Regions from separate parts of the Homo sapiens genome. Here region 1 is linked to region 2. A link is a loop called in an ENCODE intact Hi-C map of the cell type or tissue named here. Cell type or tissue: CD14-positive monocyte. All regions are shown on one strand. Links, peaks and the distances in the headings refer to the core of each region. The heading gives the core; the rest is flanking DNA.

Evidence for each region. Hi-C counts contacts between places; a loop is a spot of excess contacts. Peaks named below come from ENCODE experiments on the same cell type or tissue, not always from the same donor. Only the 100,000 strongest peaks of a DNase experiment are listed, where the experiment ranks them.
Region 1: a loop joins it to region 2, with 2.2 times the contacts of the local background. A loop is called at or near these places in 2 of 110 quality-filtered maps.

The regions. Positions count from the first base shown.
Region 1 is chr9:137,576,660-137,580,659 of GRCh38, forward strand. It overlaps DPH7 (diphthamide biosynthesis 7), which reads right to left and starts at 2,266. Exons shown (of 9, transcript NM_138778.5): 1 at 1,966-2,266; 2 at 811-944. The coding sequence starts at 2,118. RefSeq lists a silencer at 1,952-2,361 and enhancers at 2,546-3,517, 2,612-2,671. In CD14-positive monocyte, for the core only: CTCF peaks have their summits at 2,373 (motif pointing left) and 2,575; a DNase peak (open chromatin) is centred at 2,312; H3K4me3 peaks cover 1,980 bases; H3K27ac peaks cover 1,759 bases.
Region 2 is chr9:137,691,009-137,700,873 of GRCh38, forward strand. All of the region lies in intron 1 of EHMT1 (euchromatic histone lysine methyltransferase 1), which reads left to right. Among named protein-coding and RNA genes, the nearest start is that of EHMT1, 77 kb to the left of the region's middle. RefSeq lists an enhancer at 4,525-5,209. In CD14-positive monocyte, for the core only: CTCF peaks have their summits at 4,406 (motif pointing left) and 4,605; a DNase peak (open chromatin) is centred at 4,373; H3K27ac peaks cover 1,501 bases.

The DNA.
Region 1 (4,000 bases), core at 1-4,000, 120 kb before region 2:
GCGGGTGGATCACGAGGTCAGGAGATCAAGACCATCCTAATAACATGGTGAAACCACGTCTCTACTAAAAATACAAAAAAATAAGCCGGGTGTGGTGGCGGGCGCCTGTAGACCGAGCTCTTAGGGAGGCTGACGCAGGAGAATGGCGTGAACTCAGGAGGCGGAGCTTGCAGTGAGCCGAGACCGCGCCACTGCACTCTAGCCCGGGCGACAGAGCGAGACTCCGTCTCAAAAAAAAAAAAAAGAGGCATGGTGGCATCTACCTGAAGTCTGAAGTCTCAGCTACTCGAGAGGCTGAGACAGAGAATTGCTTGAGCCCAGGAGTTCAAGGCTGCAGTGAGCTATGATCACGTGACTGCATTCCAGCCTGGGCAACGGAACAAAACCCTGCCTCAAAAAAAAAAAAATTAAAAAGGATAAAAACTGGTACACCTGTATAGGGCATCTCCATTACGTTAAGGCACCACCATGGTATACGTGCTCCATTGTTGACCAAAACATAATTATGCCACACACCACTGCATTTAAATCTCAGCTCCAAAAGTGGGCTAGAGCCTACAACTGTGTTCTCAAACAAAAGACGCCCCAGGTTATGAAGTCAGAAAACTCCCATCACTTCCCCGGCTGGAACATGACAAAGGAAATAAGCCCCAGGTAAAGCACTCCCCAGGTGGAAGATAGGCGGGACAGCAAAGAAACAAATCCAAAGTTGAGATGCAATGCCTGTCTTGTTGAAGGCATCAGGCATCAGGCTTCCCTGATTGCTACTCATGACAAATTCTACACCCAGTGGGATTATCACAGTTATACCATTTCATGTCCAGGATTGCAGAAGTATCTTTTCTTTGGACCTCGACCAGAGGGTGAATAGAGTTGTTGTCATTGAAACTGTACAGGAAGAGACGGCCTAAACGGACCTGAGGCTCCTTAACTTCCATTCCACCCTACAAAAAATGCAGAGGTAGTCTCTGATTATCCCAAGACACGAAGGAACCCAAAGGATGGGAAAAGGGATCCAAGGAACTCAAAGGTTTGCCATGACTAAAGGAGTGGAATTCTGCCTGGAAGGAGAACCTCTGGTTTTCTGAGCTGGAGAAACGTCTATTAATGAGTAGGTGAACACTCCTGGACCCAGTAGAGAAGGCTCCTTCTAAACCGGCCAACAGGGACCAGCTATGGCTAGGGTAACCACAGAACCCAGTTTGCCTGGGACAGTCCTGACTTACGCCTGTTGTTCCAGTGCCCAATTTGGATCCTAATATGTACCCACCAGAAGTTAAGATATAATTCCCACTTTCTCTTTACTGTACATTCCACCCATTCCCTTGGGCCACACCTGTATATAGAAGACGTTCTGCTCTCAAGATTTTAAAGTTGGCCGGGGGCGGTGGCTCGTGCCTGTGGTGCCAGCTACTCAGGGGGTTGAGGCGGGAGGATGCCCTGAGCCCTGGAGTCCGAGGCTGCACTCCAGCCTGGGTGACAGTGCAAGACCTTGTCTCAGAAAAAAGTAATTTCTTTTTTTTGAGATGTAGTCTTGCTGTATCGCCCAGGCTGGAATGCAGTGGTGCGATCTCGGCTCACTGCAAGCTCTGCCTCCCGGGTTCACGCCATTCTCCTGCCTCAGCCTCCCGAGTGGCTGGGACTACAGGCGCCGCCACCACGCCCGGCTAATTGTTTTGTATTTTTTTAGTAGAGACGGGGTTTCACCATGTTAGCCAGGATGGTCTCGATCTCCTGACCTCGTGATCCGTCCGCCTCGGCCTCCCAAAGTGCTGGGATTACAGGCGTGAGCCACTGCGCCCGGCCGAGAACAATTTTTTTAAAAAGATTCTAAACTGTTTCCAGCCTACCTCCTGGCCAAAGGGCCAATATCCCCTCTTCATCTCCTGGGCGATTCGGTGCGCCTTTCGGCCTCAACCTCGTGGCCGGCCCCGCCCTCCCCTCCCGAAGCCGCGGCGCGCGCACCTTGTTCTGGGGGCCGGCAGGCCGGTCCTCCGGCCGCCGCAGCTGGTAGGTCCCGCACGCCAGCAGGTGCCTGCAGCCTTGCAGCGGGCACCACTCCACCGAGTCCGCGGTCAGCTCGGTGTCCACCGTTTGCAGGGCGAAACAGCCCATCATCCAGCCCTCGGGGAAGGGCGCGGAGCCGGCAGTAGAGGCGGGTCGGCGGGGCCGGGCTGGGTACTGCGCGGGGCGGCGAGGCCGGGGCCGGCCGGACGAGCGCAGAGCCCCAGGGACACCGTCAGCGCGGGCCGCCTCTCTCGCGACTCCTTCCGGGGTGCCGGGGCGGGACATCCGGCAGGGCCTTGGCCTCCGTGGACGCCCCTGGGAAGCCAGGCTCCCACGCCCCCTGTCGGCCGGCTGACCGCGGCGGGCTTCAGGCGTCAGACGCGCTGCTCCCTGCGGGGCCGTAGAGACCGAAGGCTTCGGGAAATCCGCTCCTCCACAAAGCAGGTTTGGAGACGGCAAGTTAGTGACAGAGCCGTAGGTTTGAAGCCGCCTCTGCAAAATTTCTATCACTGAGAAAAACCCCAACAGCGAGCTGCGGTAGCGCACCCCGTGGCGCCCTCCCGGTTACTCCTGGCCATCGGGCCGCGCTGACTTAACATTTAGGCTGCAGTTTCCATGACAGGCCTTGCCCCGGAATCAACGCCTTCGTAAAGCTGATGAGGAGCCCGCGCCCCACTAAGCCCAGCACCCCGAGGCCGCAGGCGCGCTCTGCCTGCCTCCTGTGAACCCGCCATGGCGGAGCTGCCCCTCAGAGACCGCCTTCCAGGGTCTTTGCTTGTCTGACACCCGTGGCTGCATCAGGACCCCCCAGAAGCGGCTCAGCAGGTGGACGGCTCCGACCCCTATGATTATCAGCACCAGTCGCCTGGCCGCCGCCCCCCTCCCCCAAAACTGCCTTTGAAAAAACCCCTAACCTAGGAGCTTTGGACAAGATGATCTGAGGACGAACTCCATCTCACATGTGGCCTGGCCGGCCCGTGTCTATTAATTTTTTTGTTTTTTTTTTTTGAGACGGAGTCTTGCTCTGTCACCCAGGCTGGAGTGCAGTGGCGCGATCTCAGTTCACTGCAAGCTCCGCCTCCCGGGTTTAAGCCATTCTCCTGCCTCAGCCTCCCCAGTAGCTGGGACTACAGGCGCGCATCACCACGCCCAGCTAATTTTTTGTATTTTTAGTAGAGACGGGGTTTCACCGTGTTAGCCAGGATGGTCTCGATCTTCTGACCTCGTGATCCACCCGCCTCGGCCTCCCAAAGTGCTGGGGTTACAGGTGTGAGCCACTGCGCCCGGCCCTAAACTTTTTTTCTTTATTGCAATCCACGGTCTGAATGTGTGCAGCGGGCAGGAAGAACCCCTTGGGCCGTTACAGGTTGAACTGTGCCCCCCAAAAAACAATGGACTGAAGACCCCAGCACCTCAGAGAGCATCCTTAACAAACAGGGGCTCTCAGAAGCAGCAGGCGTGGGCCCTGACCCAGAGGAGCAGGAGTCCGCAGAAGAGAAAGCTGATGCAGAAGACTTGCAGGGCCATTGCTGTGCAGAGCACAGGGAGGCAGGCAAGGCACCTGGCAGGGAGGAGGCGTCCGCACCTGAGGGCCCTTGCCTGCGCCTTCATCTGAGACTCCGGCCTCCAGAGCCTAGACTGTGAATTCCCGCTGCTTCAGGCTGCACAGCTCGCGCTGCTTTGTTGCGGCAGCTCCAGGAAGCTAAGGCGGACTTGACTGAAATATACGGGTGCCTGGGTATTCAGCCTCAGGGCTTCAAGCAGGGCTGTGGCTAAAGACATGGCAGAGAGCCAACAGCTCAGACCACCACAGAGACAGAGGCGCAGAAAAGGCTGGCCAGGAAGGCAGCAGGGCATTCCAAAAGGGCCTCAACCACACACCTCTGCGGGGGAGGGAGAGTGACCAGGTGCGCATCCCAACACACCACACTCCAAACAAGCTTTAGAAGCAGCCCCACATTGCAGCCATCTGGATGTCCTCACAGGACGTCTT
Region 2 (9,865 bases), core at 2,511-6,510:
TCACATTGTGCTGCTGTTACCACCATCCAGCTCCAGAACTTTTTCATCATTTCAAGCTGAAACTCTGTCTCCATTAAATGCCAAGTCTCCATTCCTCCCTCCCCTCAGCTCTTGGCACCCACCTTTCTATTTCCTGTCTCTAAGACTTGGACTATCTAGGGACCTTACACAAGTGGACCATACAGTATTTATCTTTTGTGCTTGGCTCATTTCTCATAGCATAATGTCCTTAAGGTTCATCTGTGTTATAGGATGTGTCTGAATTTCCTTCCTTTTTAAGGCTGAATAGTATATATGTAATTATATATATATATATAAAATATATTTTTTTTTCTTAAAATTTTTTTTTTGTAGAGACAGAGTTTCTCTGTGTTGCCTAGTCTGGTCTCGAATTCCTGAGCTCAAGTGATCTGCCCGCCTCAGCCTCCCAAAGTGCTGAGATTACAGGCTTGAGCCACCGCGCCCAGCCGTAATGTTCTGTTGTATGAATGGACTACATTTTGTTTGTCCATTAGTGGATGTCCGTTGATGGACACTTGGGTTGCTTCCACCCCTTGGCTATTGCAAGCAATGCTGTTGTGAACATGGTGTGTAAATATCTCTTTGAGACCCTGCTTTCAATTGCTAGGTCATATGGTAATTCTATTTTTGATGTGTTGAGGAACCGCCATACTGTTTCCCATAGCAACCGCACCATTTTGCATTCTCACTAGCAGCACGCAAGGGTTCCAGCTTCTCCACGTCCTTGCCAGCACTTGTAAGGGTCCATCTCTTTGATGACAGTCTCTCCTGGGTGTGAAGTGGCCTCTTGTGCTTGGTACACTTGCCTGGCTCTTGGCTCCCGCCCACATGCGAAGCGCCCTGTCTCCCCTGGGCAGGGACTGGGCCCTGTGTTTCCTGGCCCTGGTTCTCTCATTTCCTTCCTCTTTTAATAGAGGACCTTTTGAGAGTGTTCTCTTTCCCTGAAATATAAATGAAGTGCAGTTTACTAAAAATTCACAGGATATTCCTGATTGTATTGAAGTGCAAAACAGGCAGAACTAATGAGAAGGGTGATGTGTGTAAGAATTTGGAAATGGTATAGGATGAGAATCATACACAACACCAGCCAGTATCAGGCAAGGTTCCAGAACACCACTGGGGAAGGGGCTCCTTCAGCGCTGATGAAGAACGTTTACGTGCACCTGTGGATCTTTCACATGGCATGTCGTCACTAGATGGTGTTTTTCTTTTTTTTCTTTTCTTTCTTTCTTTCTTTCTTTTTTTTTTTTTTTGAGACAGAGCCTCACTCTGTTGTCCAGGCTGGAGTGCAGTGGTGTGATCTTAGCTCACTGCAACCTCCGCCTCCTGGGTTCAAGCAATTCTCCTGCCTCAGCCTCCCAAGTAGCTGGGATTGCAGGCGTGCACCACCGCGCCGGGCTAGTGTTTGTATTTTTAGTGGAAACGGGGTTTCGCTGTGTTGGCCAGGCCCGATCTCGAACTCCTGACCTCAGGTGATCCACCCACCTCAGCCTCCCAAAGTGCTGGTATTACAGACGTGAGCCACCGAGCCCGGCCTCAGATGGTGTTTTTCCATCAACTTTTTCTTTTTACTTAGAAAGGAGTTTTTAAAACCATAAAAAGTGAGAAAACTCTCTTTTAGACGTTGATATCTTCCATGTGTGGGAGGAGCTAGATGATCTGCGCGCTGGTCAGAAGCACGTTGCATGGTGTGTGTGTGTCGGACGGCAGTGAACAATGCTCAGGCGCCTGCTCCAGCCCTGGTGAAGCCATCATGCTCCAGTGCGCAGTGTCTGTTGCTGCTGGGTGTGGGAGCACCAAGGAAGAGACCTGGGCAGGAGCTGACTTCAGAGCCGGCTGAGGAGGGGTGAACACGTGCGGGCAGTGGTAGGGTGTCTTTTGGAAAAAAGGGACAATCAGAAGCCTGAGAGTCCGGGGTGGATGTGGCCACAAGGGTTGTCCTTGGAATCGGCTGGACGGCACCTCTGCCTGCCTCACCTGGGGGCTTTGGACCCTTTGGCGAATGGGCACAGCAGAGGTTTTCAGCATGGCAATAATAAGACTTTTTAGAAAGGAAAAGTGTAGTGGGTGGATGGAAAGAGCAGGTTAATTGTTAAACTCGTAGGGGAGATGGGCTGAGGGCCGGAGCCACAGCGTGGAGTTGGAGACGCACAGTGAGGCCGGGCTAAGGGGACTGGACTTGTTTTTGAACAGTTCAAGTTAGCGGGTATCTAACAAGCAGTGACTGATGTCTTCCATGTGGCAGATACTAAACACTTTAATTTTATATTTATTAAATATATTGAATAATATTAGAGCTGATAATCAATTCAGAACTTAGGCATCACCCACAGTCCTGAGTCCTGCAGCCCCCGCATAGCCTGCTGAACTGGTTTTGTAGTTAGTTGTTCCCATTTTACTGCAGAGGAAACGGGCACAGAGAGGTTAAGAAACCAAGGTTACGCATCTCATTAATGACAGAGCTGGGATTCGAATCTAGCCAGTCTATCAAGCTTTGCCTGTCACTTACCCACCACGCAGTGGTGCAGGACGCTGGCCGATACCCCCCACACAGTGGCACAGGACGCTGGCCGATACCCCCCACACAGTGGCTCAGGACGCTGGCCGATACCCCCCACACAGTGGCGCAGGACGCTGGCCGATACCCCCCACACAGTGGCTCAGGACGCTGGCCGATACCCCCCACACAGTGGCTCAGGACGCTGGCCGATACCCCCCACACAGTGGCGCAGGACGCTGGCCGATACCCCCCACACAGTGGCGCAGGACGCTGGCCGATACCCCCCACACAGTGGCTCAGGACGCTGGCCGATACCCCCCACACAGTGGCTCAGGACGCTGGCCGATACCCCCCACACAGTGGCTCAGGACGCTGGCCGATACCCCCCACACAGTGGCTCAGGACGCTGGCCGATACCCCCCACACAGTGGCGCAGGACGCTGGCCGATACCCCCCACACAGTGGCGCAGGACGCTGGCCAATACCCACCAGGCGATGGTGCTGGACGCTGGCCGATACCCCCCACACAGTGGCTCAGGACGCTGGCCGATACCCCCCACACAGTGGCTCAGGACGCTGGCCGATACCCCCACACAGTGGCGCAGGACGCTGGCCGATACCCCCACACAGGGGCGCAGGACGCTGGCCGATACCCACCAGGCAATGGTGCTGGACGCTGGCCGATACCCCCCACACAGTGGCACAGGACGCTGGCCGATACCCCCACACAGTGGCGCAGGACGCTGGCCGATACCCCCACACAGTGGCGCAGGACGCTAACCGATACCCCCCACACAGTGGCGCAGGACGCTGGCCGATACCCACCAGGCGATGGTGCTGGACTCTGGCCGATACCCCCCACACAGTGGCACAGGACACTGGCCGATACCCACCATGCGGTGGCGCAGGACGCTGGGACTGGAGGAGGCGCACAGCTGAGGCCGGCTCCGTGCCCTTCTTCCTGCCTGTGAGGCAGTCTCGTTGGTCGGCAGTCTTGTTGGTCAGCAACCTTGTGGTTTCTGATAGGTTCCATGAATTTTCATCTTAATTTGCTCCATATTAAACTCAGGGAAGGAGTAGATGTTTTCCAGTTTCACTTGGGCGGGTAGAGGCTGTAAGTCTCCACAGGGCTGTGCTCTGAGCCATGTGCCAGTCAGCAGCCCAACCATGGTGGAGACGCGCCTAGCACACAGGCAGGAGCTGTTAGCAGGAGGCTGGCGAGCAGGTGATCAGGCGCGAGGCCTCGGGGTGCCCTTGACCCGGCGAATCTCCTGGAAGGCAGGCCATCAGCTCGGCAGGCCCAGGAATTTGATGTTGCAGGTAAACCAGATTGTCAGAATTGTACTCTCGGTCTTGAAGGAGATGGTAGATAAACTAGAGCATCAGCATATTAGTGGCGGTAAGAACGGCAAGTAGCCGTTTCCAGCTTGACTGCCCTTAGAGCACATACCCTCTGACCTCACACTCACCAGTTATGTCAAGGCACCCGTTCTGGTCATGGCTACTTTTTGGTTTTGGACCTGAAAGACTCTAAACAGACAGGTTTTGGCTGATGGGAATTTGGAGTTTTTGGGGTTTTTGCAGGCAGGTGCTCACACCCTGGGCACCTGGATTACCGGCCGCCCGGCCCTGTGTGCCTCCCCTCGGCACGTGTTTCTTCTGTAAGGAGCACTTAGACTGCTCACGTTCCTGGTTTGCTGATCTTCTCTGTTGGTCCAGTTCCCTGAGGGTACAGACTACAGCCGTTGAGCCTAGGCCTTGGTGGCAGGTGAGCCCCAGAGCTTGGATTGCTGTGAGATCTGTGTGTCGGGCCTGTGCTGGGAGCATGGACGGAGCCCTGGAGCTGGGGTTTGCTCTGACCCCTGCTGGCGAGGGGAAGAAGGTCAGGACAAAGAGCATTGCTTTCCTTGTCTCCCGCCAGGGACTGCACTGCCCTGAAACTCGGTGGCTGAAACAACAATCATCATTTGTTATCCCTTTGAGGGGACAGGAATTCAGACGGCACAGAGGAGATGACTTTATTTTGGTCAATGAGTCTCAGCTGGAAGACTCGAACATGGGGGTGGTGTTAGTGTGGGCTGCGTCCTTCCACATCTGGTGGCCAGTGCTAGTTAGTGGGTTCTTGGCTAGGGCACCCATGTGTGGCCTCCCGGGTGGCGTGGGCCCCTCACACACAGTGGCTAGGCAGCACAGAGCAAGCTAGCAAGGCAGAGCTGGGTTGAGGCCGCCGTCTGTGTCATGGGCTGCCACTTCAGCCACATACTTCAGGTCCACCCAGGCAAAGGAGGGGGATACCGACCCACCTCTCGATGGTGGAGTCTCAGAGTACTGCTGGAGGCACATGAGGGACTGGCAGATATTTGCACTGGTTTTGCCATCTTTGGACAAATGCCATAGCCGAAAGAACTGGACAAAGGCAGTAGTAGGGACGGGGCCACCTTTGATTGTCTTTCTTTGCAGAGAGGCTCAATCAAGGGTTAAGCAGCAGATGGAAAGGGAATCTGTCCTGATATTTTAAAATCCCTTAAATGTAATTTCTGGGGCTACTTTGGATATTAATTGTTTTTTTCCAAATTTAGGAACCAACTCTCCTTTTTCTGCCAAGGGAAAAAACAAAAAGACAAAAGAGGGAAAAGAAAATCTCTCAGATATTGAAAGGATTCATTCTTTTTCTCTCCACCCCTTTCGATAATTAGCTGGTGAAATTGGTATGTGGAAAATGGTTTAAAATTAGGGGGCGGGTAGAGAGTGCTCTTCATCTCACGAGTTTCCTGGACCGAAGTTGCTTCCCATCTTGGAGAAGCCGTTTGGCATTTAAAGTTCCTTCTTGCTGCTGTTACAGTTCCCAAGGAGAAGACAAGTCTCTCTTCCAGATCCTGGGCTTTCCTAAAGCAGAAGGGAGCAAATGGCAGATTGGAATGTGACATTTTTCTTATTTTGACTAGAATAAAGAAAAATCTCCACTGTTAGGTAGAGAAGGCAGTCTTTTGTGTTGGTTGTTGTGAAATGACGTTTTTAAATGTTGATAGCGTGTAGGATAGTCCAGTGGACCAATGTATTTTCTTGAGGGGGAGAAGGACCTTCCTTCTAATAGTCTCCCCCAGGTTGTGAAAGGCAAACATCAAGTTCAACTGTAGAATCACGAAGATAAGTTTAAAGAGACCGCACAAGGGTTTTTCCTTCCATTTTCTTCATGTCTTGCCGTCATGGGGGTATCTTCAAAGCTCGGGTAGGTAATATGTGAAAGTTGACACACCCCTCCCAAAACACAAATGGCAAGGTGGAAGTGTGTAGAGGCCATGCTGGGAAGAATACCAGATCAGTTCCAGGGGAGCATGCCTGCGTCTTCCTTCCTTTCCTCCTGAGCTTGTGTGCTTCTCACTTGTAGTTGTGCCTTCTGGTACTTCTGACCCAGAGGCACAGGACCCCAGAGCAGACCACAGAGCTGGCCCTGTGAAAACAGTGCAGAGACTGGGTGTGGGGACTCACACCTGTGATCCCAGCACTCTGGGAGGCTGAGGCGGGCGGATCGCTTGAGGTCAGGAGTTAGAGACCAGCCCGGCCAATGTGGTAAAACCCTGTCTCTACTAAAAGTGCAAAAATTAGCTGGGCATGTTGGCATGCACTTGTAATCCCAGCTACTTGGGAGGCTGAGGCAGGAGAATCATGTGAACCTGGGAGGCAGAGGTTGTAGTGAGCCGAGATGGTGCCACTGCACGCCAGCCTGGATGACAGAGTTTGTCTGTTTCAAAACAAACAAACAACCAGTGCAGAGTTTGAGATCCATGTGCCTGATTGTTTTAGCACTTGACCTCCATGTTTCTGTGGGGGTCTCTGGTTCCAGGGCAGGCACTCCTGGAGCTCATTTGCCCTGAGGGAGATCCTGCTCTGCCCACTGGGATCGGCCGGCCTGGCCTTGTGCTCACTGCACACAGGGTCATACAGTTTACCTAGCATACTGTTTGAAGATTTTTTTGAAGCGGTTTTAAATTTCTGGTAACTTTAAAGATTTTTCTTTTAGCCTCATGTAGAAGGACACTTTTTGTGGTTAAAATCTTACTGTTGAGATTAGAAATTTTTCCTTTGGATCATTTACATTATATTTGGTAAGTTAGAGTGAATATGTTGATAGAATATTCATTTCCAAAGTAGTTTTTATTCTTGCATCCTTGTAAAATAAAGCCAAATTACAAGAAGTCTTCAGTAATTTGTTTAGTCTAAGAAAAGAACAAAGCTTTCTGGAAAAATGAGCAAAAGAACCCTGAGATAAGATGATTATATTTTCTCCCCGTTAAGTTTTCCGTTCAGATGATTCTATCCATACAGCTCCTTTTTTGTAGTTTGACTTTTTGAGTAAAATGTGATTGCATATTCTGGTCCAAAGGGAGGATGGCACTGTTGTGAGGGCAGCGTGTGAGGGCGGCGTGGCTCGCGGAGGCCTCACTCCCCACTGTTGTGAGGGCAGCGTGTGAGGGCGGTGTGGCTCGCGGAGGCCTCAATCCCCACTGTCGTGAGGGCAGCGTGTGAGGGCGGCGTGGCTCGCGGAGGCCTCACTCCCTGGCTTTCACTCCAGCCTCCTGGTAGCATGCAGAGACACAGTGTGGAAACGGAGGCCACTGTCACAAGCGCTGAGGAGGATCATTATTACTGGTTTGTTGACAAAACGTGGACGCATTTTGTCTTATCCAGCATGTTGTAGAAAAGCAGGGATTGCCGTGGAAACTCCACACTTTGACTAGGAAAAGAAATGATCACTTCTGAGGTAACTGTGATGTAGATGTATTATTGTAGACATGGTAAACTACCTTATTAATCTTCACCTCATGGTGGTATTGACTGGGCGGATTGTAAAATGCCATTGTTTGCTCTGTCTTTGATAAACATGAAGGATCAGGTGTCATCTCTTTAGTGGGTGAGAAAGTCTCTGGAAGACCATTGAAGCTGCCTAACACCAGGTATCGCTGAAAGGATTTTTAAAGCTAGTGAGCAGGTTGCCAGGTTGTTCAAAGGTAGAGTGGGCAGGGAGGTGGCTGGCTATCCCCAGGGCCCAGATGCAGATGGGCAGGGGTCCTTCCTGCCAGCCTGGAACCTTAGGTGCACCCTCAGTCTGTTTCAGGGTCAGGCAGGGCCTAGGTTTACCAGCAGCCATGAAACCATTGAGTCTTTTCTTCATGACATACCAGTGGCCAGTGTCGCAGTCAACACAGTTCCATTGGTTCTTTTTCCTATCTCTTTAAAATTTAAATTTATAAAATTATTTAAATATTTTTATGGGCTTGTCTTTGAATAATTTTAACAGAGATTATCCAAAATATGTCTAGTCCTTATTTGTCTTTGAATTTTAGGAATCTTATAAAGGGCAGTGTCTCAGTTTCTATGATCTTTCCCCCACTATACATTGTTTATTTAAAAAAAAAAAAGTCAGTAGTTTGGTAGAAATTGATGGGGCAGGAGGCCACGCACTGGGAACCTCACCTGCAGGGTGCAGGGTGTGCCCTATTCTTCGCCTGTGGGGGATGGTGCCTCATCTCTTAGGTGGGCTGCTGGTGCAGGTGCGGCTGAGGAGGCTCCACAGGAGCAGGCATTTGAACCCTGAAGGCGCGCTGCCGTCTTCTCTGGAAAGGTGATGCTGAGCTCTTCACAAAAGTTTAATAATTTATACTGTAGGTATAATAGAAATTGTCTTTTAAAAAAGCATCTAACATCTAATGTAGTAAAGTTAAGGTTAACTGTTATGACACATTATATTGGATGCATGGTCATTTCGTATTAAATGACAATGGAGAGGTGTCTATTTGTAGATGAAAAATAATGTTGTCCTGTCAGCCACAAGAAGGAAATTAATTCAGTTAAAAATGTTGGGCCAGGCATGGTGGCTCACACCTGTAATCCCAGCACTTTGGGAGGCCGAAGTGGGCAGATCACTCGAGGTCAGGAGTTTGAGACCAGTCTGGCTAATGTGATGAAACCCCGTCTCTACTAAAAATACAAAAATTAGCCAGGCTCTAATTGCCATGCGCCTATAATCCCAGCTACTTGGGAGGCTGAGGCAAGAGAATCGCTTGAGCCCAGGAGGCGGAGGTTATAGTGAGTCGAGATTGCGCCACTGCATTCCAGCCTGGGTGACAGAGCAAGACTCTGTCTCAAAAAAAAAAAAAAAGAGAAAAAGATGTTGGCCTGGCACAGTGGTACATGCCTGTAGTCCCACCTATGGAAGGCCTAAGTGGGAGGATCTCTTGAGCCCAGGAGTTGGAGGTTGCAGTGAGCTGTGGTTGCACCACTGCACTCCAGCCTGGGTGACAGAACAAGACCCTGTTTCTAAAAATGAATGAACAAGCAAATATGTATATGCTGCCTTTGTTTTTCCTACAGATTATGTTAAGTTGTGATTATTGCATGCTTATTTTATGATTACATTTAGAGGAAGAGACATACAAATAAAGTGGTAGTGTTGTAAAAACTTGAAGCTTTTTATTTTAATCATGAAGAACATTTCAGTTACGTAAATGTATATCATCATGTGGAATAAAGAGGTTACTGTCTTCTGTCCTGTGTTGCTAAAGAGAATTTGTGAGGTCACTGGCATGAATATAGCTACACACCAGTATTTACCTATAAAATACATTTATTTTATGGACTTGACATGTGAGTATTTCTCCTATCCCTCTATCCCTTTTGGATATTTTCTGAGCTGTGAATGTAACTGGGTGTCTCATGTCATGACAGCCTGTAGTGCCCACCTCCCCGGGAGCTGCTTGTGTACTTGGCCTCCACGTGCAGCATGGGGTCTGAGTTCTACTTCACTATCTGGGGAACTTTTTTCCCCTTAAGTTTTTGTGTCTATCTGAACCCACCAATTAACATTTAAGGAAAAAACTTCACGAAGTGGGAAATAATCCTTTTTTCTCCAGCCACATCAGTGCCTTAGACAATATATTAAAGTGGGCATTCGGAAGAAGACAATGTTGTTTTCTAGAAGGATGGTGGAGTCCAGCTCAAGCACGTCAAATGTGTGCTGAGGTGGGCCTCATTAGTCCGCTGTTCTCCTTTCTCAAAAGGTTTGATTTGTTGCTGTTGTGACCCATTTTGATCATGGATTGGGTAGATTTTGCACCCCTGCCATGCCACCCCACCCTCCCTACCATAGCATTCAGCCCTTGATGCTTAGGTACTGTTCTAATTGAGGTTTTATTATAGGCTGTGACATTGATGAGAATCTGGATAGGTCAGTGAAGGAACTGTTCCTGTGATCAATTCTGGCTTTACAAATTGTAGCTCTTGTTTTACTATAAAAAATGCCAGGTTTCTGGGTGTATTGGCTCGTTCTCACACTGCTATAAAGAC